2 separate regions of the Homo sapiens genome follow, and region 1 is linked to region 2. The links are chromatin loops, found by intact Hi-C in ENCODE. Cell type or tissue: sigmoid colon. All regions are shown on one strand. Links, peaks and the distances in the headings refer to the core of each region. The heading gives the core; the rest is flanking DNA. Region 1 overlaps MTRF1 (mitochondrial translation release factor 1). Region 2 has its middle 6.8 kb from the start of TRE-TTC1-2.

The links. A loop is a pair of places that touch in the nucleus more often than their neighbours do. Peaks named below come from ENCODE experiments on the same cell type or tissue, not always from the same donor. Only the 100,000 strongest peaks of a DNase experiment are listed, where the experiment ranks them.
Region 1: it touches region 2 in a loop (3-fold over the local background); 14 of 110 quality-filtered maps call a loop at or near these places.

The regions. Positions count from the first base shown.
Region 1 is chr13:41,219,495-41,224,883 of GRCh38, forward strand. It overlaps MTRF1 (mitochondrial translation release factor 1), which reads right to left. Exons shown (of 10, transcript NM_004294.4): 9 at 3,762-3,860. The region is part of intron 3 of KBTBD6-DT (KBTBD6 divergent transcript); the gene reads left to right. Among named protein-coding and RNA genes, the nearest start is that of KBTBD7, 28 kb to the left of the region's middle. RefSeq lists a silencer at 2,856-2,905. In sigmoid colon, for the core only: a CTCF peak has its summit at 2,939 (motif pointing left); no DNase peak of the experiment used is centred there.
Region 2 is chr13:41,051,340-41,056,728 of GRCh38, forward strand. It overlaps a transcript of ELF1 not described here. Among named protein-coding and RNA genes, the nearest start is that of TRE-TTC1-2, 6.8 kb to the right of the region's middle. RefSeq lists an enhancer at 2,300-2,349. In sigmoid colon, for the core only: CTCF peaks have their summits at 3,071 (motif pointing right) and 3,270; no DNase peak of the experiment used is centred there; H3K27ac peaks cover 1,398 bases.

The DNA.
Region 1 (5,389 bases), core at 134-5,133, 170 kb after region 2:
AGAACAGCTAGACAAATACATAAGCATCACAAAACAATATAATAAATTAAAAAATGAAGGAGAAGAAAGGAAGGATTGTAAGGAACCATGAATTTTGAAGAAAGGTGGCATCAGGGAAAGATTCAGGAAGCCAGAAAGTTTTGAATTTGGTTTTACAAAGAGAATAGTATTTTCCCGAATAGAAATGAGCTGGGCATTTCCATCAAAAGAAGGAGTATTAGAGGCTGGGTGTGGTGGCTCACGCCTCTAATCTCAGCACTTTGGGAGGCCAAGACAGGCAGATCACTTGAGGTCGGGAATTCAAGAACAGCCTGACCAACATGGGGAAACCCCGTTTCTACTAAAAATACAAAATTAGCTGGGCATGGTGGTGCATGCCTGTAATCCCAGCTATTCCAGAGGCTGAGGCAGGAGAATCGCTTGAACCCAGCAGGTGGAGGTTGTAGCGAGCTGAGATCACACCATTGCACTCCAGCCTGGGCAACAAGAGCAAACCTCTGTCTCAAAAAAAAAAAAAAAAAAAAAAGAATGAGTATTAGGACAGGAAAACTGCTGGGGGCGCGGTGGCTCAGGCTATAAACCCAGCACTTTGGGAGGCCAAGGTGGGTGGATCACTTGAGGCCAGGAGTTCGAGACTAGCCTGGCCAACATGGTGAAACTCCTTCTCTATTAAAAACACAGAAAAATTAGCCAGGCATGGTGGTACACACCTGTAATCCCAGCTACTCAGGAGGCTGAGGCAGGAGAATCACTTGAACCCAGGAAGCAGAGGCTGCAGAGATTCCACCACTGCACTCCAGTCTGGGCAACAGAGTGAGAATCTGTCTCGGAAAAAAAAAAAAAAAAAAAAAACAGGAAAACAAAGTACATTTAAATCTCTAAGGCCAGGGGAAATTTCCAGTGTAACTGGAATATAGAGCAGGAGATAAGGCTGATGTCAAGAAATCTGCACAAGGACATTGAGAAACAATAAAAATGTGAAACAATACATTATATGGTAGTCTGTGCTTATTAGCTCGATAAATAAAAGTAAGAAAGTTACCTAACAGAAGAAGTCATAATGAGAATACCAGGTGATCTCACAGAATCCAAGGATAGGAATGTGGAATGTGCAGGGTCACGACTACCACCCGTGGAATGAGACTGAGCCTTGGGAATAAATAAATGTAGGGACTCATATCATCAGGGTTCTTTCTGTCTATTTCTCATTTTTGCTTTTCTCTGTGTATCAATTTCATTCTCTTCTCACTGAAGATGCTTTCTCTTGGTGGCTGAAAATGTGGCCTCTAACCTCTTACATGCTTTATATATTGCAGTTTCAGCCACCAAGAGAGAGAATAATCCTCTCCATCTCTGATCTTAAAATCCTGGGAAGAAACTCACTGGCTAGGACTTATTTGGGTGTCCACTCCAAACAAATCCACTTTTGTCCTGGGTCAGGATCACGATCATGTAAGAATGCAGCAGCTCTGTCAGAAACTGTGGATGTGGTACGAAGGGCAAGTTCTAGAATAAGGGAGGAAAGCTAGGCAAAAAGTTCCAAAAACGCTCACATTCTTTCCTATCTACCCCTTCCATTTGTCCAACAGCTGTTGCCCTGGGGTTAAGATCCTTATCACTTTTCCAGCTTCATCTATGATTTGGTTCCTAAGTTATTCACTCTTTTTTTTTTTTTTTTCTGAGACAGAGTCTTGCTCTGTCGCCCAGGCTGGAGTGCGGTGGTGCGATCTTGGCTCACTACAAGTTCCACCTCCCGGGTTCATGCCATTCTCCTGCCTCAACCTCCCCAGTAGCTGGGACTACAGGTGCCCACCACCATGCCCGGCTAATTTTTTTTTGTATTTTTAGTAGAGATGGGGTTTCACCGTGTTAGCCAGGATGGTCTCGATTCCTGACCTCGTGATCTGCCCACCTCGGCCTCCCAAAGTGCGGGGATTACAGGCGTGAGCCACCGTGCCCAGCCAATTATTCACTCTTACTAGTCTCTTTACTGTCCTTCACACAGATTTTAATGTTTTACTACAGCTACCTTTTTTCATGCTGTTTTCAAACTTTGTTCCTTTCACTACTATGGAATGTCTTCTTCCAGTAGACTAGTTAGTGATTATTAGAGCTTACCAGTGTTATTTTCCTTATTACTTCTGAGTCTGGCATGCTAGTTTGGTTAGTGATATATTATTATTTAGGCCAAAGTCAGATATTTTATAACTACAGAAGCCAGTTAGTTACCTTCCCTTTGTTTCACAACCGAATACTATACTATGCACCTATGGTCCCATCTAAAAGATATTACTGGTCATAAGAATGTGGCTGTCTCCGAAAAAATTGTCACTACTAGAAAAACAACTGAAAGAACATAGTGTAATTAGAACAATATGGCCAAACACGTTTCGTTAATACTGTGTGTTTCCGGAGGAAAGGGAAATTAGCAAATATTTTCCTCCTTTTCAACATGGCTATGTTCCTAAGCAAGATAGCCTTATCCTGCTGAGGAGACAGAGGATGTGGCATAAGACATACAGAAATTGACAAACATATTAACCTTGTATAACTAGGACTTTTTTACAAGGTATATTTCCCTTGTAAAACTAGGACTTTAATTTTGAGAATAGGATGGGACAGAGTCAAGTGAAAGAAGCCTTAGGTATCACATGGCACCAAGGAAAAACATCAAAGATTTCTGTCTGCTGCCTTTTCCACATAGTCCTTTATGGGACCAGTTCACTTTCTCCTTCAGTGGCAACAAAAAAGACATTTTTCTGTGCTTCATCATTAATATATTTATATATTTATGTCAGTGGTCTTTGCTGGATGCGATTTAGATAGGTTAATGTTCAAACAATCTTGACCGAGTCTTTTCCCCAACAGCCTAACTGTAACACCTCAATCTAATGAAGACACATTGTGGTAGGGAGAATTCTAAGATGCCCCCTGGTGTACACACTGTGAATAACTCCCTCTCAGTGCAGACAGGACCTGTGAAAATGATGGAGTATCATTCTAGTGCCTAGGTGACTAAGCAGCTGACTTTGAGTTAATCAAAAGGAACATTATCCAGGTGAGCTTGACCTAAACAGGTGAGCCCTTAAAAAGGCCCGAGTCATTCCTGCAAGAAGAGATTCAAAGTGGGAGAGAGTCTCTGGAGGTAGCCACTGGGAAACAACTTCCAACAGTATTTACGCGCTGAAAAGCAGCCTCCAGCTGACTGTCAGCAAGGGAATGGGGGCTTCAGTCCTACAATCGAAGGCAATGGCATTCTGCTGGCAACCACATAAACTTGGAAGAGGACCCCAAGCTCCAGAAGAGTATGGAGCCTGGCCATGCCTTGATTTCAGCCTTGTGAGATCCTGAGAAGATAACTAAGCTCAGTTGTCCCTAGATTTCTGACCTACAGAAATCATGAGATAATACTTTAATCATGGGTACTGCTTTAAGTTGCTATATTCGTGGTAATTTGTTACCTGTCAATAGAAAACCAATACCCATGTATATATGCAGACTGAATATACGTTCATGCATTGTGATTGCATAACGAAGAATTTGGAATTTAGAAAAGACCATTGTTTCAAAATGGCATAAAGATCATTATTTTTTTAACCAGCAAACTAATAAAAGTGTTTGTAAATTTTAGGGTGGCTTAATGATTTAAATTACTTGGTAATATTTTAGATATACTTGGTAATATCTACATATATGTTCTAGAATTTGACTATATTTTCTTCTGAAATCAAAGGTAGGCAAAGCATACTCAGTAGTATTACCTTAATATCACGAACTTCATATGCTATCCTGTGGTCACTGACTCTATCCTGGGTGAAATTATATGTCCGAATTCGCTCTGACTGGGCTCTTGTTCCCACCTGTGCCATAACAAAAAGCAATTTATATTTTACCTTTATAAATGTCTTCATTACAATGGAAAAAGCACTTGGCAAATGACCATTTCAACAATTTAGATACTTTCTAAAAGACATATATACAAAATGACAAAGAAAAAGAATGGGCAGAACTTAATGTTTAATACTACAGGTTTGTAGAGCTCGGTTATAGAATAAGAAGGAATGTTTCTTTGATATTTCAAACTCCAAATCCTTAAAATCAAATTAATCATCTTTCCACTCCAATCAGTTCCCCCTCCTGGTTTCTATAAATGACAGTACCATGTATTCTCTTTTATCCAAGTAGAAAATTCTGACATTCTGCAATTTATCAAACATTTTGTGGGTCTGAGTTTACTATGCCAGGCTTTGACAAAGATGCACACGGCGGGAGAGACCATCTTCAGTTCATCCCATTCTCCAACTGCCCATTTCCAATTGGTTTCATGGGTCTCTTATTATATCCTGCCCTTTCCATTTCTCCTCTCACTCATGGACTCATTACTTTCACCTACAATTCTGCAAAAATCTCCTGATTAATCTCCAATTTTTTTGCTCACATTGTGCTGCCCTGCTTACTCTTCCTACAGTACAGTTTTCTGATAAATTTTCTTTGGTTCCTTCTTGTCTACTGAGCAGACACAACTCAACTCAGCATTCAAGGTACTTTGTAACGTGGCCAATCTTCCCAGTGTTATTTCTGAAAATTACGTTAATCTCCATAATGCCACTAATAATACTATGTCATTATTATGTGTGTGTCGGTTATCTCTGCTATAAAACATCATCTCAAGGGATGCCCTTCTCTAATACTCTCCTACCATTTCTGCCTTTCTGGCCCCAGCAATTGAAATACATTCTCTTCTTCCCTGAAATCCACTGTACTTGGAATGTTCTTCATGGCACACCACAGTTTGTCTCATGCTACAGTTATTTGCATTCTTCTTAGTCTGCTCATCTCCTCCACCTCCCCAACACCCGATATACACAGCACCCTGTGTCAATTGCTGTCACTTTTTAAAATAAGATATTTCTATAACTTATTGTCTTAAACCCTAAGGCAAGTGATATGAAACTAAACTCCTGACCATTAGAAGAATTTTTTTAAATTATGGATTCCTAAGCCCAACCTCAGATATAATGGATCAGAATTATGTATTTTGAGAACATCCCAGATCATCTCTTCTGACAATCAGCCAAGTTTGGAAACCACTGTCCCAAAGCACCATATTAATGGCCAGGACCTCACTCCAGATCAGTTACATCAGAATCTCTGGGGTGGGGCCTGGGCATCTACGAAAGCTTGTTAGGTGATCAGTGGAACCAGGATTGGGAATGTGGCATAATGCCTTCTGTATAAAAGCCAAGTGTATATCTTGGTTGAAGAAAAAAACTTCTAAGCCTTAGAAATCCCTATTAAAACATTTCAGGTAGGTGGATAAGTTATTCAAGAGGCAGTGACGTCTTTTTTGGCTTGTCAATCAGACTACTGAAGAAGACACATGAACAAT
Region 2 (5,389 bases), core at 243-5,242:
CACTACTGCCCCCAATTCATGCGCTGGGACACCTTATCCCATTCTCTTTGCCTGTGGCTGTACCCTTCCTTTCTATTTCAGCTCTGTGCACCTTGGCATTAGAGGGTATCGATGATAAACACAGACGTTTGAACAGCTGAGGTAAAATGAATCCCATTACAACCTTGAAAAGTTGAATTAAATGTTTGATTAAAACTGAAAATGAAAAACACACACACACACACCTGAAAACGGATAAAAAAGTTTCATATAGAGCAATATATCAACACATTCTAAATCAGAAATGTATCTTGGTCTCTGGACTCTAAATTCAAAAAACTTTAAGTAATAAGATTAAACTGCAAATAAAGATTTACGACAATCTAGAATGACTCTCTGGATCAAAAAGTCACTAGGCTAGGCACCTTCCCACAAATTTAAAATAAAGCACAAAAATGTTTTAAGTCAAAGGTGTGTATTCAATAGTGATTAGTGTGCATTCAAAAATAAAAGATGTTTTAAAGTTTGCATACACACAAAATTTATAGAATAGTTATTGCTTTTTCAAAGTTCAAGTCGTCTATATTAGAATCACTTTTCTTTCTTTCTTTTTCTCTTTTTTTTTTTTTTTTTTTTGAGACAGAGTCTCACTCAGTCTGTCGCCCAGGCTAGAGTGCAATGGCATGATATCGACTCACTGCAACCTCCACTTCCCAGGTTCAAGTGATTCTCCTGACACACCCTTCAAGTAGCTGAGATTACAGGTGTGCACCACCATGCCCAGCTAATTTTTGTATTTTTAGTAGAGACGAGGTTTCATCACATTGGCCAGGCTGGTCTTGAACTCCTGACCTCAAGTGATCTGCCCACCTCAGCCTCCCCAAGTGCTGGGATTATAGGCGTGAGACACTGCGCCTGGCCAGAATTACTTTTCAAAGAACAAAATGTTTTAGTATTTAAATTTGTGAAATGAACTCAGGAGTGAACACTTCCATTAATCCTGAAATAGTAACCATTATAGCATAAAAATGTAGAAAGATATTGTGTGATAAAGTCTCTTAAGTGCTGGTGAAATGTTAAACTAAAAATTTATGTAAGTTCATTGTCATTTACAATTTTAAAAAGGATATCATAGCAAAACCATTAAAGAAGACTAGAAAACAAATATATCTTTAAGTTTATTGACTCTTCATTCAATACCTAGGTGAAGAGTAAATAGATCACCAAGTATTTTGAAAGTTACCTTCCTTGGCCAGGCACAGTCGCTCACGCCTGTAATCCCAGCACTTTAGAAAGCCAAGGCGGGAAGATCACCTGAACCCAGCATTTAGAGGTTGCAGTGAGCCATGATCATGACACAGCACTCCAGCCTGGGAGACAGAGAGACTCCCTGTCTCAATAAATAAATAAATGAGTAAATACTTAAAAATAAATTTAAGAAAGTAAGCTACTTTTCTTAAACTGTATCTAAATAATACTAACCTAATCTAAATGATCTACATTATATGGCAATTTACCTTGTAAACCTACATAAACGTGCACTTTCATCATAGTCTACTTCACTTACAATTACACAGCACTGTTTGTAGAATGTGAGACATATGTGTTAGCAAAAAATAATTTTGAAAAGTTACCCACAACTCCATATATTTACTTTGAAAAAGTTAAATAAAACCGAACACTTAAAGTTTATTGCATTTGTCACACTACATTTTTCAGAACTGACTCAGAGAAATATTTAAATAATTAAAATCACCAGGCACTGTGGCTCACGCCTGTAATCTCAGCACTTTGGGAGGCTGAGGCAGGAGGATCACTTGAGGTCAAGAGTTCCAGACCAGCCTGGCCAATACAGTGAAATTCCATCTCTACTAAAAATACAAAAATTAGCCGGGTATGGTGGTGCACGCCTGGAATCCCAGCTACTCATGAGGCTGAGGCATGAGAATTGCTTGAACCCGGGAGGCAGAGCTTGTAGTGAGCCGAGATCATGCTACTGCACTCCAGCCTGGGTGACAGACTGAGACTCCGTCTCAAAAAAAAAAAAAATTAAGATCATTAACATTATATTTGACCATTAGTACATTACCAAAACGTAAGGTCCTTATGGTAAAGTACCAGGTCTCTATGGTGAAGTATCAGTGGCAAGGGGGTCAATCAATGATTCATCCATTCTCCTCAGTGTGGATATCACCTTCTTAAATAAGGCACAATTGCTGACCCCAGATGGCTGCTTCAACCCACTTCTGCTTTACTGGTGACACAAATTTCAAGCCCTAAATGGCTACCCCACCCCTTCTGACACCTCTGGGAATTCAAGTGTGTAAGATATTTATAACATTATTGGCTGTAAACAGCTCATCTCTTAGGAAAGTTTTATTTGGTCGTGAGTCCAAAACTGAAACATTTCCTGAGTTGCAGTGAGCAAATAAGTATTTCACAATCACCATTTTATTTTGATTCAAGCTAGTTTATGAAACTACCAAACTAGTATAATTTGTGAGCAGAGTGTCCTTCTAAATAAGTAGCGTAATATAAACCAAACTCATTTGTATAAATACAATTAAGGCAATCCATCCAAAACGTAGAGAACTTTTAACAACTACAACCAAATCCACAAAAAAACGAGGCAAGAAGGCCACTTTCACTTAGCCAAAAAAGGGTGTGGGGGGATGTTTGATATATTTCTCAAAAAATATAACTCTCAAGGATAATACCATATGTCTTATAAAATGGGATGAAAAAAATCAGTACAACAAAAGGGATAAATGACCATTTCACAACAGGCCTACATGCCACAATATTTTAAAAAACCAACCCTTCCATATGAAATTTCTAGAGCAAAGAAGTACCATCTAAAAACCACTCTTGAATCATTGCAGCTTTTTAAAACTACTGGTTCCATTTTAGATTCCCTTTATTTAAAAGCCTCAGAAAAAATTCAGAGAAAAAATTAATTTCAAGCTTTCTATTTAATGAGCATCACTGCATGCACCAACGTGGAAGAACCAAAGCCAGTTCTAAAACAGTAAATCGCAAATGAATGAAACTTTAATTCTTGATGGTTTTAGTCCTGATATTTTGTCCACAGGGTGGCAGTCTCACAGTATTAACTTGTTCATGGAGTCAATGCACAATTTCAGAGTTCGAAAGCCACAGACACACGCAGGTATGCAATAAATTTACTAGCTGGCCAACCCTAAGAGTAAAAACTGCCAGTCCGCTGCAATAAAATCTGTGCTTCATAACTTCTCTATTTCTTTTAGAAATATTTACTTTCTGAAGTCGTAGATTTTTTCCTTCAGTGTTATCTGTTGTATCTGATCCTTTCTATTCTGCTGCCACCACCCTATTTAGGGAGAGAGTAGAAGCAAGGAGAGATGTTAGGAGATTATTATTGGACTGCGGGAAGTCCTTGACCTTTGTCAAGGCCTAATGGAGTGGGAACAGGAAAGGGACAGTGGAGATGGGGAGCACAGACATAATCCTTCCATCCACCAGTTCAACCTGCACGTTACTACCAAATTCATTTCATTAAAACATTCCTCGTATTACCAGAAATCTCTTTTCCTAACTAAACTCCTTAGCTCCAAATCCAAGAGGCTTCCAAAATCTCCTTGTCAAGGGGCTTCGTAAAATAAACTTTGCTTTGCTTTAAATAGACCTTGCTTGCCACTTCTTGATTTTCATTCATTCATTCAAATGTTTTCTGAATGTTTACCAGGTGCCAAGCCCTGCTTCAAGTCTGATGATACAGAGGGAAACAAGTCAAAGCCCCTGCTCCAAAGTTACACTCCTGACAGTGGTCTGTGAGCGGGAGGAGGATATGTCCCCAGACACTTCCAGCTCTCTGCAGGTAAGAGGTATCGTTCTTCCTAAGTATGAGCCATTGGAGGCACACTAGGCATCAGGAGGATAGTAAAAACACATTGTCCACTACAGACCCTAATCTATTTTCGCAGCCTTATTTCCCATTCCTATCCTACCTGCACCCTCAGCTCCATTAAAATGTGCTAGTAACTGTTGACATGCCTCTGCTCCTGCTTGCTTCCTCTCAATGCCTTGTCCCCATCCCTGTCTCTACCAGCAAAAGCCTAACCAGCCTTCAAAGCTTATCTCGAATGCTGCCTCCTACAGGAGGCCTTTCCTCATTCCCCTCACACAAACTCAGATATGGATTTTGAACACTATCAAACACTTATGACCCCTGGCTTAGTCCCCTCTGAGCATTTATCAAACTATGTATTGTATCATAATTATCTGTATACTTACCTAACCTCCTCCATCAGTTATTTAATAAGCACTTACCACATTTGTGGAACTAACTAGGAGCTGAAGTTTCCCCATTAAATTATTCCATTATTATTTTAATTTTTATTTTCTAGAGAGAGGGTCTCACCCTGTTGCCCAGGCTGGAGTTCAGTGGTGCGATCATAGCTCACTGCAGCCTCAACCCCCCAGGTTCAAGCAATCCTACCACCTCAGCCTCCTGAGGAGCTGGGACTACAGGAACGCACCACCACACCAGCTAATTTTTGTTTTTTTTTTTCTTTGGTAGAGATGAAGTTTCACCATGTTGCCCAGGCTGCTATTATTTTAAAACAGGTAATATCCAAATGATAAATGTAAAATCAAGAGAGAAAATATTCTATATGCTTTTTATTGCTTCAATCCCTTTTAAGAGTTTAGTCGAGATAAAACTTACATATCATGAAGTTTATCTATTTAAAGTGTACACTTCAACATTATTTAGTGCATTTATAGAGTTATAGAACTATCACTGTAATCTATTTCAGGACTTTCAATCACCCTAAATTTACTATCCACATTGGCAGTCACCTCACCCCAAACCTCCCTATCCCCTCTAATCCAAGGCAACCACTAATTTTCCCTCTTTCTCTATAGATTTGCCTATTTTGGATATTTCATATAAATGGAATAAAAATGTGGTCTTTCATGCCTGACTCCTTAGTGTAATGTTCTTGTGATTGAGTACCTCATCCCTTTTTATTCCCAAATATTCCACTGTGTGGATACACTACATTTTACCTATTCACTCATCAGTTGAGGGACATTCAGGTTGTTTCTACTTTTTGCTTATGAATAATGCTGCTATAAACATTTGTATACAAGGTTTGGTGTGGGCATGTTTTCATTTCTACTGGGTACACACCTAGGAGTGGAAATACTGGATCATATGGTAACTGTTTAACATTTTGAGGAACTGCCAAACTGTTTTCCAAAGCAACTGCACCATTATACATTTCCAGCAGCACTGTATAAGGGTTCCAACTTCTTTACTATTGTTTGAATCTTTACTACATACAGAACAAGAACGATCTCATATGATATCCTTGCCTTCAGGGAACTTATATTGACAGACTAAGACAAGAAATAAACAGAAACAAAT